Linked DNA regions of Homo sapiens: region 1 is linked to region 2. A link is an interaction called in ENCODE POLR2A ChIA-PET data of the cell type or tissue named here. Cell type or tissue: Caco-2. All regions are shown on one strand.

The links. Peaks named below come from ENCODE experiments on the same cell type or tissue, not always from the same donor. Only the 100,000 strongest peaks of a DNase experiment are listed, where the experiment ranks them.
Region 1: POLR2A ChIA-PET joins it to region 2 with 10 read pairs; 2 of 35 experiments call an interaction of 5 or more read pairs at or near these places.

What each region holds. Positions count from the first base shown.
Region 1 is chr7:2,278,613-2,286,612 of GRCh38, forward strand. All of the region lies in intron 1 of SNX8 (sorting nexin 8), which reads right to left. Among named protein-coding and RNA genes, the nearest start is that of MIR6836, 25 kb to the left of the region's middle. In Caco-2, no CTCF peak of the experiment used is centred here; a DNase peak (open chromatin) is centred at 4,054.
Region 2 is chr7:2,023,496-2,031,495 of GRCh38, forward strand. All of the region lies in intron 12 of MAD1L1 (mitotic arrest deficient 1 like 1), which reads right to left. Among named protein-coding and RNA genes, the nearest start is that of SNORA114, 62 kb to the right of the region's middle. RefSeq lists an enhancer at 7,917-8,000. In Caco-2, no CTCF peak of the experiment used is centred here; a DNase peak (open chromatin) is centred at 4,346.

The DNA.
Region 1 (8,000 bases), 260 kb after region 2:
CGCCGGACTCACTCACACTACGGAGTCGAAGCCGGACTCACACTACGGAGTCGACGCCGGACTCACTCACACTACGGAGTCGACGCCGGACTCACTCACACTACGGAGTCGAAGCCGGACTCACTCACACTACGGAGTCGAAGCCGGACTCACTCACACTACGGAGTCGACGCCGGACTCACTCACACTACGGAGTCGACGCCGGACTCACACTACGGAGTCGACGCCGGACTCACTCACACTACGGAGTCGACGCCGGACTCACTCACACTACGGAGTCGAAGCCGGACTCACTCACACTACGGAGTCGACGCCGGACTCACTCACACTACGGAGTCGACGCCGGACTCACTCACACTACGGAGTCGACGCCGGACTCACACTACGGAGTCGACGCCGGACTCACTCACACTACGGAGTCGAAGCCGGACTCACTCACACTACGGAGTCGACGCCGGACTCACTCACACTACGGAGTCGAAGCCGGACTCACTCACACTACGGAGTCGACGCCGGACTCACTCACACTACGGAGTCGAAGCCGGACTCACTCACACTACGGAGTCGACGCCGGACTCACTCACACTACGGAGTCGACGCCGGACTCACTCACACTACGGAGTCGACGCCGGACTCACTCACACTACGGAGTCGAAGCCGGACTCACTCACACTACGGAGTCGAAGCCGGACTCACTCACACTACGGAGTCGACGCTGGACTCACTCACACTACGGAGTCGACGCTGGACTCACTCACACTACACCCACTCATGCTACGGAGTCAACGCTGGACCCACTCACTCATGCTACAGAGTCGACGCTGCGGGCACGTCCTTTTGTTCAAAAAAATCATGGTGGTCAGGCACCATGGCTCACGCCTGTAATCCTGGGACTTGGGGAGACCGAGGCAAGAGGATCGCTTGAGCTCAGGAGTTCAAGACCACCCTGGGCAAGATGGCAAAACCCCATCGCTACAAAAAATACAAAATTAGCCATGCGTGGTGGCTCACTGGCTAATTTTGCAGTCCCAGCTACTCGGGAGGTGAGAGGATCACCTGAGTCCGGGAAGGCGGAGGCTGCAGTGAGCCATGATTGCACCACTGCATTCTAGCCTAGGCAACAGAGTGAGACCCTGTCTCAAAAAAAAAGAAAAAAAAAAAAAAAAAACTCTTCCCTGGAAGGCTTCCACCTGCTCACGAATCAGCAAGTACACCCACATTTCTGTGACTACATCAAATCAGTCTTAACCTTGGGGAAGGAAAACAAAGTGAAATATGTACAAGTTTTGTGTGAAAAAGAATCTTCCTTTTCTCTAGAGCCAAGAGAACAGGCTCAAACCAAATAAACTAGCCATACGATCTTCTAAATGCCCCAGTGTGTTCACAGTGAACACATTACTTTCATATGCCAAAAAGTCATCTGGACAGACAGGAGGGAGGGGAGAGAAGAAGGGAGGAAAGAAAGAGAAAAAACTCCAGGCCTGCTTATAGCTAGGACTCCCAACCACATGCACGGAAGAATTAAGCCAGAAAACTCCAGCTGCCTTACAGACAAGAAGTCACCGTGCACCCTGCACAAAGCAGCAAAAGCAAATCAGAGATCCTACGCCCAGCTTGCAAAGAAAAAACCAAAACAAGGAATAATGTTTAAAAAGTCAGTTTGGTTTTTAATACAAAGTGAGTTCTAAATAGAAAAAAAAGTGTTTCTCATTTTTTTTGTTTTTTACATGTTAGCGCACACCTGTAATCCCAGCTACTCAGGAGGTTGAGGCAGGAAAATTATCACTTAAACTCAGGAAGCGGAGGTTGTGGTGAGCCCAGATCACGCCACTGCACTCCAGCCTGGGCAACAGAGACTCTGTCTCAAAAAAAAAAAAAAGTTTAAAATAAGTGTTCTCTATTAAGCATGTATTAATTTTTATGATTTTCCTGATTATTAAGATAAGATAATCTTCCAAGAAAGAATGTAAACTCAGTAATGATTACCAAGTGGTCACATGTTGGTGAAGAATTTGAACTTTGATTGCATGAGAATCTGAAAGAGCTCAAAAAACACATTTTAAATCAAAGACACTTCTTTAACTCTCGATTGTCTCAAACATCTCAATAACTTCTATGTACAAGTTCCAATCATTAGAAAGCTATGCTTTCAAATATCAATTTACTAAACTAGAATGCCCTTTTTTTTTTTTTTTTGAGAGACAGAGTCTCGCTCTGTTGCCCAGGCTGGAGTGCAATGGCACAATCTTGGCTCACTGCAACCTCCACCTCCCGGGTTCAAGCAATTCTGCTGCCTCAGCCTCCAGAGTAAGTGGGATGACAGGCGTGCACCAATATGCCCAGCTAATTTTTGTATTTTTAGTAGAAACAGGGTTTTACCATGTTGGCCAGACTGGTCTCAAACTCCTGACCTCAAATGATCCACCCACCTCAGCCTCCCAAAGTGCTGGGATTACAGGCATGAGACACCGCGCCCGGCCAGATGCCCATATTTGCAAAATAAATTTTAATTAAGAAAAAGAAAGAAAAAGACCAGGTACTATGGCTAGCACCTACAATCCCAGCACTTTGGGAGGCTGAGGCAAGAGGATCACTTGAGCCCAGGAGTTAAAGACCAGCCTGGGCAACATAATAAGATGCCATCTCTACAAAAAATAAAATTACGGGCATGTTGGCGCAACCTGTAGTCCCAGCTACTCAGGAGGCTGAGGCAGGAGGATTGCTTGAGCCCAAGAGTTCACGGCTGCGGTATGCCAAGATTGGGCCACTGCACTCCAGCCTGGGTGACAGAGTAAGACCCTGTCTATAAAAACAAAAAGGAAAAAAAAAAAAACATCATTTCAAATGGGTACACTGCCAGGTGACGGACCACACACTGCAGAACGGGCAGAAACACCAGGAGGAGGAGCCCGGCTTTCTGCAGGAATAAACGTTATGCTCACTAATGGAACTTCAATACTCTATCAAACTGACACCCCTTGAAGCAGTGCACACAGCCCATAAGACACAGAGCCTGGACAATACACCCTAAACTAACCCAGTCCCACAGAGAGAAAACAGATGAGATGAGGGAGGCCAGCTTGGCCCCCAGCTGGAAAGGCTGTGGACGCAGGATGGGATCTGGCTCAGAGAGATCCTGGCTGAAATCCAGCCTCCATCATTTCCTAGCTTTGTGGCCTAGCACGCAGCCGCCTCTGAGCTTACTGTTCAAATCCGTGCGGTGGGTGTAAGGATGCCCTCACCCCTGGGCCTGGCCATCGCCATCTATGCCCTGATACTACAGCAACCCCCCACAGGCCCCTCGAACGACAGCCCCTCCCCACTCCAACCCTTCTGGCACCAAACTGCTTCACTGTGGGCTTCAGACCCAACCCGGAACCTGGACTTGGAAGTGTCTTGCCCCTGAAATGCCGCTCACTATCTGTGAGACCCTGGGAGGGAAGCAGCCCCTCAGATCCCAGGCCAAGGGCCTCAGAATTCAGTGAGGTGGGAGAGCTGAAAATAACTAGCAAATAGAAAACATTCAATAAGTGTCCCTGACTTCCTTCCAGATTTACCACGCTCCAATCCGAAAAGATTCTGCAGATCTACCCACTAAAACTCAGAATGCATTCCCCTCTCAGCAAGTTTTCGGTGGCGGTCAGCTCCCAGACTGGCTCACAAATTGGTGCCTTCCACACAATGTGTGGGAGTCACACTTGGATGCTGCACTTGCAAAGATAAACTGTGAGAGGGGGCTGGGCAGCTGTCACAGAAACCAGGCATGCGGTGAGGGGCAAAGTCAGGCCCAAGTCAGCCGCCGGCCCACTGTGACCCCTCTTTGCAACAAAAAAAGGGGAAACAACCCACAAGCAACATTCAAGATCCTTTCAGCCTCACAAGTCTGTGAATCTCCAAGCGAGTTATCCACAAATCAGAAGGTAACGAAACTTCAAACACACACACCCATCTCCCGCCCAGTGTCTTTCACCAGGAACTTCAGACAGTAACAACACAGAGCAGGTGAGCACTACATTCTTTTCACAGCTGACATCTCGGGCCTCCCACCCCAGAGACCGCAGCTTTAGAAACAAAAAAGGATTGGCCGGGCGCAGTGGCTCACGCCTGAATTCCCAGCACTTTGGGAGGCCGAGGCAGGTGGATCACCTAAGGTCAGGAGTTTGAGGCCTGCCTGGCCAACGTGGCGAAATTCCATCTCTACTAAACACACAAAAATTAGCTGGGCATGGCCAGGCATGGTGGCTCACGCCTGTAATCCCAGCACTTTGGCAGGCCGAGGCGGGTGGATCACGAGGTCAGGAGATCGAGACCATCCTGGCTAACATGGTGAAACCCCGTCTCTACTAAAAATACAAAAAATTAGCCGGGCGTGGTGGCGGAAGCCTGTAGTCCCAGCTACTCGGGAGGCTGAGGCAGGAGAATGGTGTGAACCCGGGAGGCGGAGCTTGCAGTGAGCAGAGATCGCGCCACTGCACTCCAGCCTGGGCGACAAAACCAGACTCCGTCTCAAAAAAAAAAAAAGAAACAAACAAACAGGATTTACCGACAAACCCCATGCAAAGACGCTCCCCCTTCATTGAAGCACACCTTCGCAAATGCTGACCTCAGCAGAAGTCACAGGCCCTGCCAGCCTCGGCGCAGGTGGCACGGGACAGACACTGGAGGGTCCCAAGCAGCACAGCTGCAGCTGTTGCCTGGAGGCCAAGCCCGCCCCGGACTGGCCCGCACACTACTTCCTGCTGACCCAGCGTGGGGCTACACTGAGCACTCACACACACCCCCAGCTCCAGGTCCGCGCCGCCCAGGCACTCCCTGGGGTTCCCCGTGCCGATGGAGAGGCCTTCAGGGCCGGTGCTTTCAGAGCCAGGACAGGGCAGGGGCCTTCCCAAGGAGACCACGAGTGTGGTTCCTACTGTCCCGTTTAGTGGCAGGGAGGACCTGAATGCGCATTCCCATGGACTCCAAGTTCCCTGCTCTTCCACGACACACGGCTGCTGTCCCCAGCTGCCAGTTCCCTAGAACGGAGGGGAGATCAGGACCAGCAAGGATGGCACAGCGTCCCAGGGCTAAATTCCCCAAAGTGGGTGCGTATCAGAATCACCTGGTGGGCTCCTTCAAACACAGAGGGCTGGGCCCACTCCCAGCGTCTCTCCAACAGGAGGGCTGGGGTGGGGACTGGGAATCTGCTTTTTTTGGAGGGGGTGCCGGAGTCTTACTCTGTCACCCAAGCTAGAGTGCAGTGGCACAATCTTGGCTCACTGCAACCTCAGTGTCCAGGGTTCCAGCGATTCTCATGCCTCAACCTCCCGAGTAGCTGGGATTACAGGCATGTGCCACCATACCTGGCTAATTTTGCATTTTTAGGAGACATGGGGTTTCACCATGTTGACCAGGCTTGTCCTGAACTCCTGACCTCAAGTGATCTACCCGCCTCTGCTTCCCAAATTGCTGGGATTACAGGCACCCGCCACCACGCCCGGCTAATTTTTGTATTTTTAGTAGAGATGGGGTTTCACCATGTTGTCCAGGCTAGTCTCGAACTCCTGACCTCAGGTGATCCACCCGCCTCAGCCTCCTATAGTGCTGGGATGACAGGCGTGAGCCACCACACCCAGCCTGGAATCTGCATTTCTAACAAGTTCCCAGATGCTGCTTCTGGTCAGGGGCCACAGTTTGAAAGCCCTTGTCATAGGGCAACAGAGAGAAGGAATTCGATCCCTTGTCCTGACCCCGCCCCCGAAGTAGAATGGAAATCAGGTGTTCATAAACACTGCTTTTATTTCCTTTTTTTTTTTTTTTTTTTTTTTGAGACAGAGTCTCACTCTGTTGCCCAGGCTGGAGTGCAATGGTGCAATCTCAGTTCACTGCAATCTCCGCCTCCCGGGTTTAAGCGATTCTCCTGCCTCAGCCTCCTACTGAGTAGCAGGGACTACAGGTGCACACCACCATGCCCAGCTAATTTTTTGTGTTTTTAGTAGAGACAGGTTTTCACCACGTTGGCCAGGCTGGTCTCGATCTCCTGACCTTGTGATCCGCCCACCTCAGCCTCCCAAAGTGCTGGGATTACAGGCGTGAGCCACTGTGCCTGGCCTATTGCTTTTATTTCTTCATCTGGATGGGGAGAATGAAAAACGACAAGTCAGACTACACCTTTTCCACTGAAATCAAATGAAAGACAGTCCGCAGATGTCTTCAATTTTCAATGTGAATATTCCTTCTTCCGCTCATAAACACTTTCTACCCTGGATTAAAACCTTCTCTACTTACACATTCTGAGTCGGCTAATAAATAAATAAGTAAATTAATTAAAACTTCTTGGCTGGGCGGAGTGCCTCACGCCTGTAAATCCCAGCACTTTTGGAGGCTGAGGTGGGCGGATCACAAGGTCAGGAGATCGAGACCATCCTGGCTAACACGATGAAACCTCATCTCTTCTAAAAATACAAAAAATTAGCCGGGTGTGGTGGCGGACACCTGTAGTCCCAGCTACTCGGGAGTCTGAGGCAGGAGAATGGCGTGAACCCGGGAGGCAGAAGTTGCAGTGAGCCGAGATGGCGCCACTGCACTCCAGCCTGGGTGACAGAGCAAGACTCCGTCTCAAAAAAAAAAAAAAAAAAATGCAAAAAATTAGTTAGGCATGGTGGCGGGCGCCTGTAGTCCCAGCTACTTGGGAGGCTGAGGCAGGAGAATTGCTTGAACCCGGGAGGCAGAGGTTGCGGTGAGCCAAGTTCGCGCCACTGCATTCCAGCCTGGGCAACAGAGCGAGACTCAGTCTCAAAACAAAAAAACTTTCTCTAAGCTACTATGTTATTCTGAAATTAACAAACTGTTCTCAGGAAATGGAAGCAGAAGTTTCCTGATCCATATTATAGCCATGGCATTAGACATGAGAGTTTGGCAGCTCTGTGGCCAGGGAACAGCAGGAACGCCCCTCGAACATGGAGAAATAGAGATGCTTCTGTTACAGGTAACACACTTCACCCATGATCCTCTCATGCCCAAGACAGCTCCCCTAACTACTGCGCTAACTGCCATACAGGTCTCATACTTTCTTTTTCTATTTTTTTTATTTGAGACAGGATCTTTCTCTGTTGCCTAGGCTGGAATGCAGTGGCACGATCACAGCTCACTGTTGCCAGGACCTCCTGGGCTCAAGCAATCCTCCCACCTCAGCCTCCCAAGTAGCTGGAACTATAAATGTAGTACACGTGTGCACCACCATGCCCAGCTAATTTTTGTATTTTTTGTAGATATGCGGGGGGGTCTCACTATGTTGCCCAGGCTGGTCTCGAACTCCTGGACTCAAGCAATCCTCCCACCTCAACCTATCAAAGTGCTGGGATTACAGGCGTGAGCCATAGCACCCAGCCTAGGTTGTATACTTTAAACAGTAACTTTTTTTTTTTTTTTCTTTTTTGAGAGGGAGTCTTGCTCTGTCTCCCAAGCTGGAATGCTGTGGCGCTATCTCGGCTCACTGCAACCTCCAAGTCCCAGGTTCAAGCGATTCTCCTGCCTCAGCCTTCAGAGCAGCTGGGATTACAGGCACACACCACCACACCTGACTAATTTTTGTATTTTGGGTAGAGACGGGGTTTCACCATGATGGCCAGGCTGGTCTTGAACTCCTGAACTCAGGTGATCCGCCTGCCTCGGCCTCCCAAAGTGCTGGGATTACAGACGAGAGCCACCTCACCCAGCCTAGGTCGTATACTTTAAACAGAAACTTTTCATAGCCTCAATTTCATTAACCTTTAGGTTTATTTTTAATACCTTATTTAATGTGATGTAACATTAAGATATTTTGAAATAAACTCACTCCATCCCTACAACCTGTACACATCTATATTCATTTTTGCATATTACTTTCCATGTGCATAAAGCTGTAATGTGCCATACGGGCTATTTTATAATTTTTTTTTTTTTTTAATGGAGTCTTGCTCTGTCGCCCAGGCTGGAGTGCAGTGGCACGATCTCGGCTCACTGCAACCTCCACCTCCCGG
Region 2 (8,000 bases):
AACCTATCAAAATTGTAGGATGAAACAAAAGCCATGCTTAGAGGAAAATTTATAGCATTGAATGTAAATGTTAGAAAAAAAGAAGGATCTAAAATCAATCAACTAAGCTTCCCATTAGGAAACTAAAAAAAGAAGAACAATGTAAGCCTAAAGCAAGAAATAATAAAAATTGGCCAGGTACAGTGGCTCACGCCTGTTATCCCAGCACTTTGGGAGGCCAAGGTGGGTGGATCACCTGAGGTTGGGAGTTCAAGACCAGCCTGGCCAACATGGTGAAACCCCATCTCTACTAAAAATACAAAAATTAGCCAGGCGTGGTGGCAGGTACCTGTAATCCCAGCTACTTGGAAGACCGAGGCAGGAGAATCGCTTGAACCTGGGAGGCGGAAGTTGCAGTGAGCCGAGATCACGCCACTGCACTTCAGCCTGGGAGACAGAGCAAGACTCCATCTCAAAAAAATAAATAAATAAAAATAAAATAAAACAAAATAAATAATAAAAATTACAATAAAAAACAGTGAAGCTGAAAACAGGAACTCCATAGAGAAAAACCAACAAAACCAAAAGCTGGTTCCTTAAAATTCATAAATCTGTAGCCAGGTTAACCAACATTAAAAAAAAAAAATAAAAAAAAGGAAGACACAAATTACTAACATCAGAAGTGAAAGAGGAGCCATCACTACTAATCCTATAGGCATCTAAAGGGTAATAAAGAAACATTATGAGCAACTCTACGCCCAGAAATTTGATAACTTAGATGAAATGGACCAATTCCTTGAAAGACACGAACCACCAAAACTCACATGAGGAGGAAGAGATCACATGAATCGGTCTTTCTAGTGGCCTGCCCACCCCCAGCTCCCTTTCTCTTTCCTGACTGAGACACACAGAGGGCCTTCACCACCATGTGAGCCAGGCAGCTGCATACTTCCCCTGTGGGCTTGAGCATTCCATTACTGCCTGAAACAGAAAGATCAGCATGTTGCTGTCACATAGAAATTGGCGGTGAGCCAATTTCCTTCAACTCCCATAGAAACTCCACAATGAGACCCCTCCCTGTAGACATACTCAGGTCTTGCTGTGGTCACAAGGAAGCTGCTGCCCCCTCTGTAGGCAAGTTCCCCTAATAAACGCTTCAAATGATCACTCAGGGTTTAGTGCTTCTCTCTTTGGAATCCCAGCCAGCCCCATCTCAGGCGGGTTTGTGGCTATCCCTTGTGGGCACTTCCTACAGTCACTTTGGCGACGACCCCAGCCCTGGGTTCAGCCAGAAAAAAAACAGGCTGTATCTATGAAAGAAATTAAGTTGATCACTAATAACCTCCCAAAAAGGAAAGCACCAGACCTAGATGGCTTCACTGATGAATTCTACCAACTACTTCAGTGAGAAATGATACCAATTCTCCAAAATCTCTTCCAGAGAATAGAAGCAAACTATTCTGTATGACACTGTAATGAGGGAAACATGATATTATGAACTTATCAAAATCCATAGAAAGACACCACACAAAGAGTAAACTTTAATGTAAACTATGGGCTTTGGTTAAAAATAATGTGTCAGTACTGGTTCATGAACTGTAACAAATATACCACAGTAATGTAAGACTTTAGTAACAGACAAAACTGTGCTGTGGAAAGAATCATATGAGAGCTCTATGCTGTCTTCTTAGTTTTTCTGTAAACCTTAAACTCTCCCGAAAACAAACTTTATTAATTAAAAAATTATAGATCTAGAGGAACATTTCAACAACACTTCTCCTGCCAAAAAGAGAACAATCAAAAGAGCTAGGGAAGAGGAGAGGAAGACAGATTAACTTAAAAGAAGCAACAGTGAGACTGACAGCTTGTTTCCGAGCAGAACCAATGGGAGTCAAAAGACAGTGGAATGATAGGTTCAAAGGGTTGTAGGCTGGTGGATAGGACAGGCATTGATAACCTATGATTTTATACCCAGCAAAACTGTTCTTCAAAAATAAAAGTGAATTAAATATGTTCCGGACCCCAAGAAAATTAGATAATTCCTCAGCATTAAATCTGTATCAAAGGAAACAAGGGGTATTTTGCAGACAGAAGAAAAACGATTGCAGATGGATGCTCAGAGATACAGGTTGCAACACAGGGGAATAAAAAGGGTTAGAAATGTGTACATATAAATGAATATACAAAAACAGTATCTTTTCAAACACGTAAGTGTATGAATAAAGTACTTTATAGCAATAGCCTACGAATGGAGCAAAATGTAAACAGAAGAAAGGATTTTAAGACCCTTGGATTGTCTAGAAGGAAAAGAAGTATTAATTTTATTAGACTTTGTTAAGTATATAATAATAGTCTATCTTATAATCACCAACATAGCCACTAAAATTACATAAAAGCACACATAACAAGATAACGATCATAAAAAAATTTATTCTACGATTAAGATGTTTTCATAAAAAACGAATAAAAACTAAAGGCAACTATTAAGATGGTTAATTTCAATGCAAATGTATCATTAATTACATCAGTTACAATTAGATTAAATATTTCGACTAAGAAATGATTTTTACGCTGAATATAAATACTTATATATTTATAGTATACTACATTTATAATGAAACAATTTAACAATGCTCAAAATGAAAAGTGAAAAAGTAAAAGGTGCCAATGCTATTAAACACTGGAAGCTGACATACCCGTATTAATATCCCAGAAAGGAGATTTAAAAATCAAAACAATCCGCAGAGATAAAGAATGTCTCATAATAACAAAAGGCAAAATTCACCAGGAAGATAATTCACAATTTATATGTGCCTAATAAAACAGCATCCAAAGACATACTGCAATAATTGACAAAATTAAAAGAAGAAATAGACAAAACTCACAATCATAATGGGAAATTTCAACACAACTCTTGCAGGAGCTGAGAAAAAACATCATTAAAGAAATGTGAAGAATAAGATTAACAAATGATATGTAGCTATTTACAAAACACTGCACTCAACAATTGCAGAATACATACTATTTTCAAGTGTGTATGGGCCATTTACAAAACTGACTTCCGATGGGGCCATAGAGCATTTCTTGGTAAGTTTTATGGGACTGGGGTCATTCAGAGGATAGTCTCTGAGCACAGGGAGATAATGCTAGAAATCAATAAGAAGATACCTGAAAATCACCAGATGTTGGGAATTTGAGAAATTTGTTTCTGAATAGCCCATTGGTCAAAATAAAAATCACAATGGAAATTGATAAATGACTTGAGCCCAATGATAAGGAAAATACAACACATCAAAACGTACGGTATGCAACTAAATTGACAACCTTAAATGCATATACTGTAACACAAGAAAGGATAAATATCAATTATCTACATATACAACTCAAAAGTTAGAATAACATCAAATTAGACTCAAAGAAAGTAACAAATTAATGAAATAAAATACATATGGGAAAAAATCAATAAAGCCAAAAGATGGTTCCTCCAAATGACTAATAAAATTGATAAACTCTTGATGAGACAGATTACAAAGAATAAGCAAATAACAATATTGAAAAAGACATAACTAGAGATCACAAAAATATTAAAAACATGACAATAAACAACTTTACACAAATGAATTTTAAAGTTTTGATAAAATGAAGTTTTAAAAGTTAAAAACTAACTTTTACCACAACTGAATAAAGAAAAAAAAAGAAAATCTGATGTTTCAAAGCTATTAAAATAAATCAAGCCCAAATTTAAAATCTTGTAAACAAGAAACCCCTAGGCCCAGATGCTTTCACTGGTACACTCCACCAAGCGGTTAAAGAAGAAATATCACCAACCTTATAAAACGATTACAGAAAACAACAGAAGACAACTTGCTAATATTTTCTAAGGCCAGAAAAGCCATAACATCACAACCTGAAAACGACATTCTGAGAAATGAAAAGTAATGACCTTTCTCCCCAATAAATGCAGATGCAAAATCCCTAATTAACGTACTGGCAAACCAAATAAAGCATTACACACAGAGCATAACCCATAGGCCATGCTCATTTATTCCTGGAATGTAAGTTTGGTTTAACATTTGAAAATCAATTAATTTAATGCGCATTAACAAAATATAGAAGAAAATCAAATGATCATCTCAATATTTGCAGAAAAGGCATTTGATTAAAATTCAACATCTATTCACGATAAAAACTATGAAACAAAACAAAAGCAAAACCCTCTTGGCAAATGAGGAATAGGGAGAACTTTAATCTGAAAAGGATTTCCTTACTAAAGTCGTCAGCACGATCTTTAACAGTGAAATGTTGAAAGCTTTTCTTCTGATGATGCAAAACAAACACCAGCTATCAGCATGTCTGTCCAAAGCAGCACTGGCTATGCTAAGCCACAGATAAGAAGAGGCATGAAAGGTACGAAGATCAAGAAGACAATGAAAGCTATTATTAAATCACTCAATTATGAACATAGAAAAGTCAATATAATCTACAAATAAATTATTAAAATAAGTAGATTTAGCAATGCTGCAGGACCAAAGTTAATAATCAAAGTCCAATTAGATTTCTACATTATTATTCAAAGCACAAACATTATTATTCAAAACAACAAAACCCATGATATGTCCACCCAGAAAACATTATGAAACAATTTCGAGAGAAAATAAGTATGACCTAAGGCCGGGCGCGGTGACTCACGCCTGTAATCCCAGCACTTTGGGAGGCCGAGGCAGGCGGATTACGAGGTCAGGAGATCGAGACCATCCTGGCTAACACGGCGAAACCCCGTCTCCACTAAAAATACAAAAAATTAGCCGGGCGTGGTGGTGGGCGCCTGTAGTCCCAGCTACTCGGGAGGCTGAGGCAAGAGAATGGCGCGAACCCAGGAGGCAGAGCTTGCAGTGAGCCGAGATCATGCCATTGCACTCCAGCCTGGGCGACAGAGCAAGACTCCATCTCAAAAAAAAAAAAAAAAAAAAGTATGACCTAAACACATGTTAGCATATAGTACGTCCATGGATTAGAAGATTCAATATTGTGCAGATGTCATTTAATCAATGCATTCTCAATAAAAACTCTAGCAAGTCCACTGGTGAGACTGACAGGTTGAGCTGTAAAATCTACGTGAAGAGGCGGATGGCCAGGTAGAGCCAGGGCAGCCCTGATGCAGACAAGCAGAGAGGGCCACCCTATCAGGTAACGAGACTCTAACATTCTCAGGAATTGAAACTTGTGGTTTTGCCAAAAAGAGATGAACACACCAACGAAACAATACAGATTCCAGAAACAGCCAATACAGACAGAGCCACCTCACGTGAAGGTGTAACCAGCACTGTGGCACAGGCGGAAGGAGCAGCTTTGCAGTAAGGAGTGCTGAGTCCACTGGATACCCACGTTGACAAGAAAAATGAAAAAAAAAATAAGGCTTCACACAGTGCAACAAGGCTGCGCAGGGCAACAAGGCTGCGCAGTGCCACGGTCAGTGTGAAGAAGCAAAGCCACCAAGAAGACAGGAGTGAAACCCTGGAACAACCTGGAGGGTGGCGAAGCTTTCTTAAACAGGACACACACAAATCACAACCACAAAGGGAGGTAAAGATTGATAAATTAGATTTCATTCAAATTAAGAATTTCTGTTTAGAGTGTGAAAAGCTGCTACAGAATGAGAGGAGACATTTGAAATACAAATACCTAACAAAAGATGATATAATCTCCCATTCTGTAGTGTTAGTCACAGTAGCCAAGAAATAAAGAAATTCAAACGCCCATTCACAGAAAATTTTAAAAATTATGACGTGATATACCCATAAGATAGAAATGAAATAACACAGCAACAGAAACCAAACACGAAAGATTACACGCTGCATGGCTCCATTTCACAACATTTTTAAATGGGCAGAACTGGCGTGTGAGAATCGGGAAGGCAGGGCTTTGGGGGAGGTGGAGGAGCCGGCAGGTGAACTTGGGAGCCCTGGTGACACCGTGTTCCCGACCGTGGAGCTGAGACATGGATGGACTGATTTCATCATAGCCCTCTAAGATGTACTCTCAGGACAAAGCACTTTCTGTATGTCTGTTATGCTCTAATAAAAAGATTAAAAGGCAGTAATTTTTTTTTTTAAACGGAACTCCATAATTTGAAGAGCTTGGCTGTGGTTGTAAGTCCCATTTACAAACAGCTCAGGGCAAACACACTCAGATGGAACCGTGAGCCCAACTCGGACTCCAGAGGCCTGGAGGCCTAACTTTCTGGCAGTGGGAGAGCAAGGGCGGTGGGAGTTGGTGGCAGGCGCAGGGCACTCTGCATGACACACCCAGGGCAGCAGAAGAGGAGGAGCCCAGCAAGTTTCTAGGCAAGAGAGTGATTGATAGAGGGTAATTTGAGGTTGATGTGCGAGTTATGATTACAATGAAATGAGAGAGGGGAAAAGCTTCAGATGGAGCTGAAGAGAAGTAAAAATCCAAGGAACAGAAACAAGATCATCCCTAGCGCCCAGACACGAGTGCCAGGAGAAAGGTCTCTGGAAAGGGCAGATGCTGGCTGTCCCCTCCTACACAGTCCTGTGGACACCGGGCTCACCACATTCAGGGAGCAGATGGAAATCGAGTCTTTGGCCCAAGCTGCTCCCCGTGTAATCCTAGCCTCATTTCTGCAGGGCACCCCTGGCTGGCAGAGAGTGCCCCAGAAACGCGGAACCCAGAGCTGTGTACAGGTGCATGTCCGCTACGCCCCGCCCCGCGCTCCACGGAAGGTCCACACACAGCCTGAGGAGGTTCCCCCAGCCCACAGTGACGCCCGGGGTGGAGGTCACAAAGTTTTCAGAGTCATCCAAACTCATTACCTTGCTAACTGGGTAAAAAGTCCAGTTCAATGGATGGTGACTGAATTAGAGGGCGATTGTAACAGAATGCAATTCTACTATTAATAATTTCCGTATAGCAGCTCGAACAAAGCACTGACAAAGTGTCACCAAATGCATTTCTTGCTTCACTTCTTTCATGAACAGATAAGGCTAATTCACTTGCTTACGCTAATTAGAGCCTGTTACACGCGGGCCCCTGAACAGCCTTGATGTGCAGAGGCCCCTGGGTAAGCCAGGGCGCCAGTGACAGGTGGCCGGACCCCGCAGGAGTGGAACCTGCCCATCTGCGCTTGACGAAAATGCCTCCAAAACAAACCAGACGCCGCCCCGGCAGAGGAAACTGAGAATGAGGAGAAACGGTCTCTTTTCCCGATGAAAGGGTTCTCTGTAATGGGCACCAATGACCAGGTTTTGAAGGGCAATACTGTGGGTCAGCGAGGGTTTCCGGGGCCCCGTGGGAGGCGCCCTGCTGTCAGACGCGTTTCTGTCCTCCTCAGCCCCCAACCTGCGCCTGGTGCTCTCGGCCAACCTTGCTCAGAGCTTGATGATACCATGTCTCTCCCTTGTTCCCATTCCATCCTCTCTGTTCTTCCTCATTTTTGCCTCAAGTTCCACAAGTCTCATTACAAGGTTATCTTATCTGACCAATAAACCCGGTTTACTGTTGACAAAGCTCTATTTCTGCTGGGCGACTGGATTCGGAGGAGCCCCCAGGAGAAAAAACGGTCCCCAGCCTTCAGCAGCATCCTCCCTCCAGCAGCCAGCTGTGCATTCTCCATGAACTGCACCTACGCGAGCTCTCCTGAAGGCAGCAGGAGGCTGAACACCAGGCCGCTCAGAGAGGAAGCACGGGGTCCTCTCCCACTACTCACCCCTCTGCCTGCAGCTGCACCAGGCACACAGAGCACGCTCCCTTCCCTGCCCCACAGCTGTCTTGGGGTTACCCTCAGCCAGCTCCTCCTCTGGCTTCCTGCCGTCACACCCTCCCCACTGGCCTCCACCACCCACGTGTAGCTGTGGGGGAGGGGGAAAAGGGGCTGTTCTGGGCTCCCCACCAGCAAGCCTGGTTTTTACAATTTCAACCTCTGATAAAAAGCTCTACAACACCTATTGTAGGAAGGAGTGGAATCAATTATGATTTCCCGAGGCAATTTTACTTACATTTCA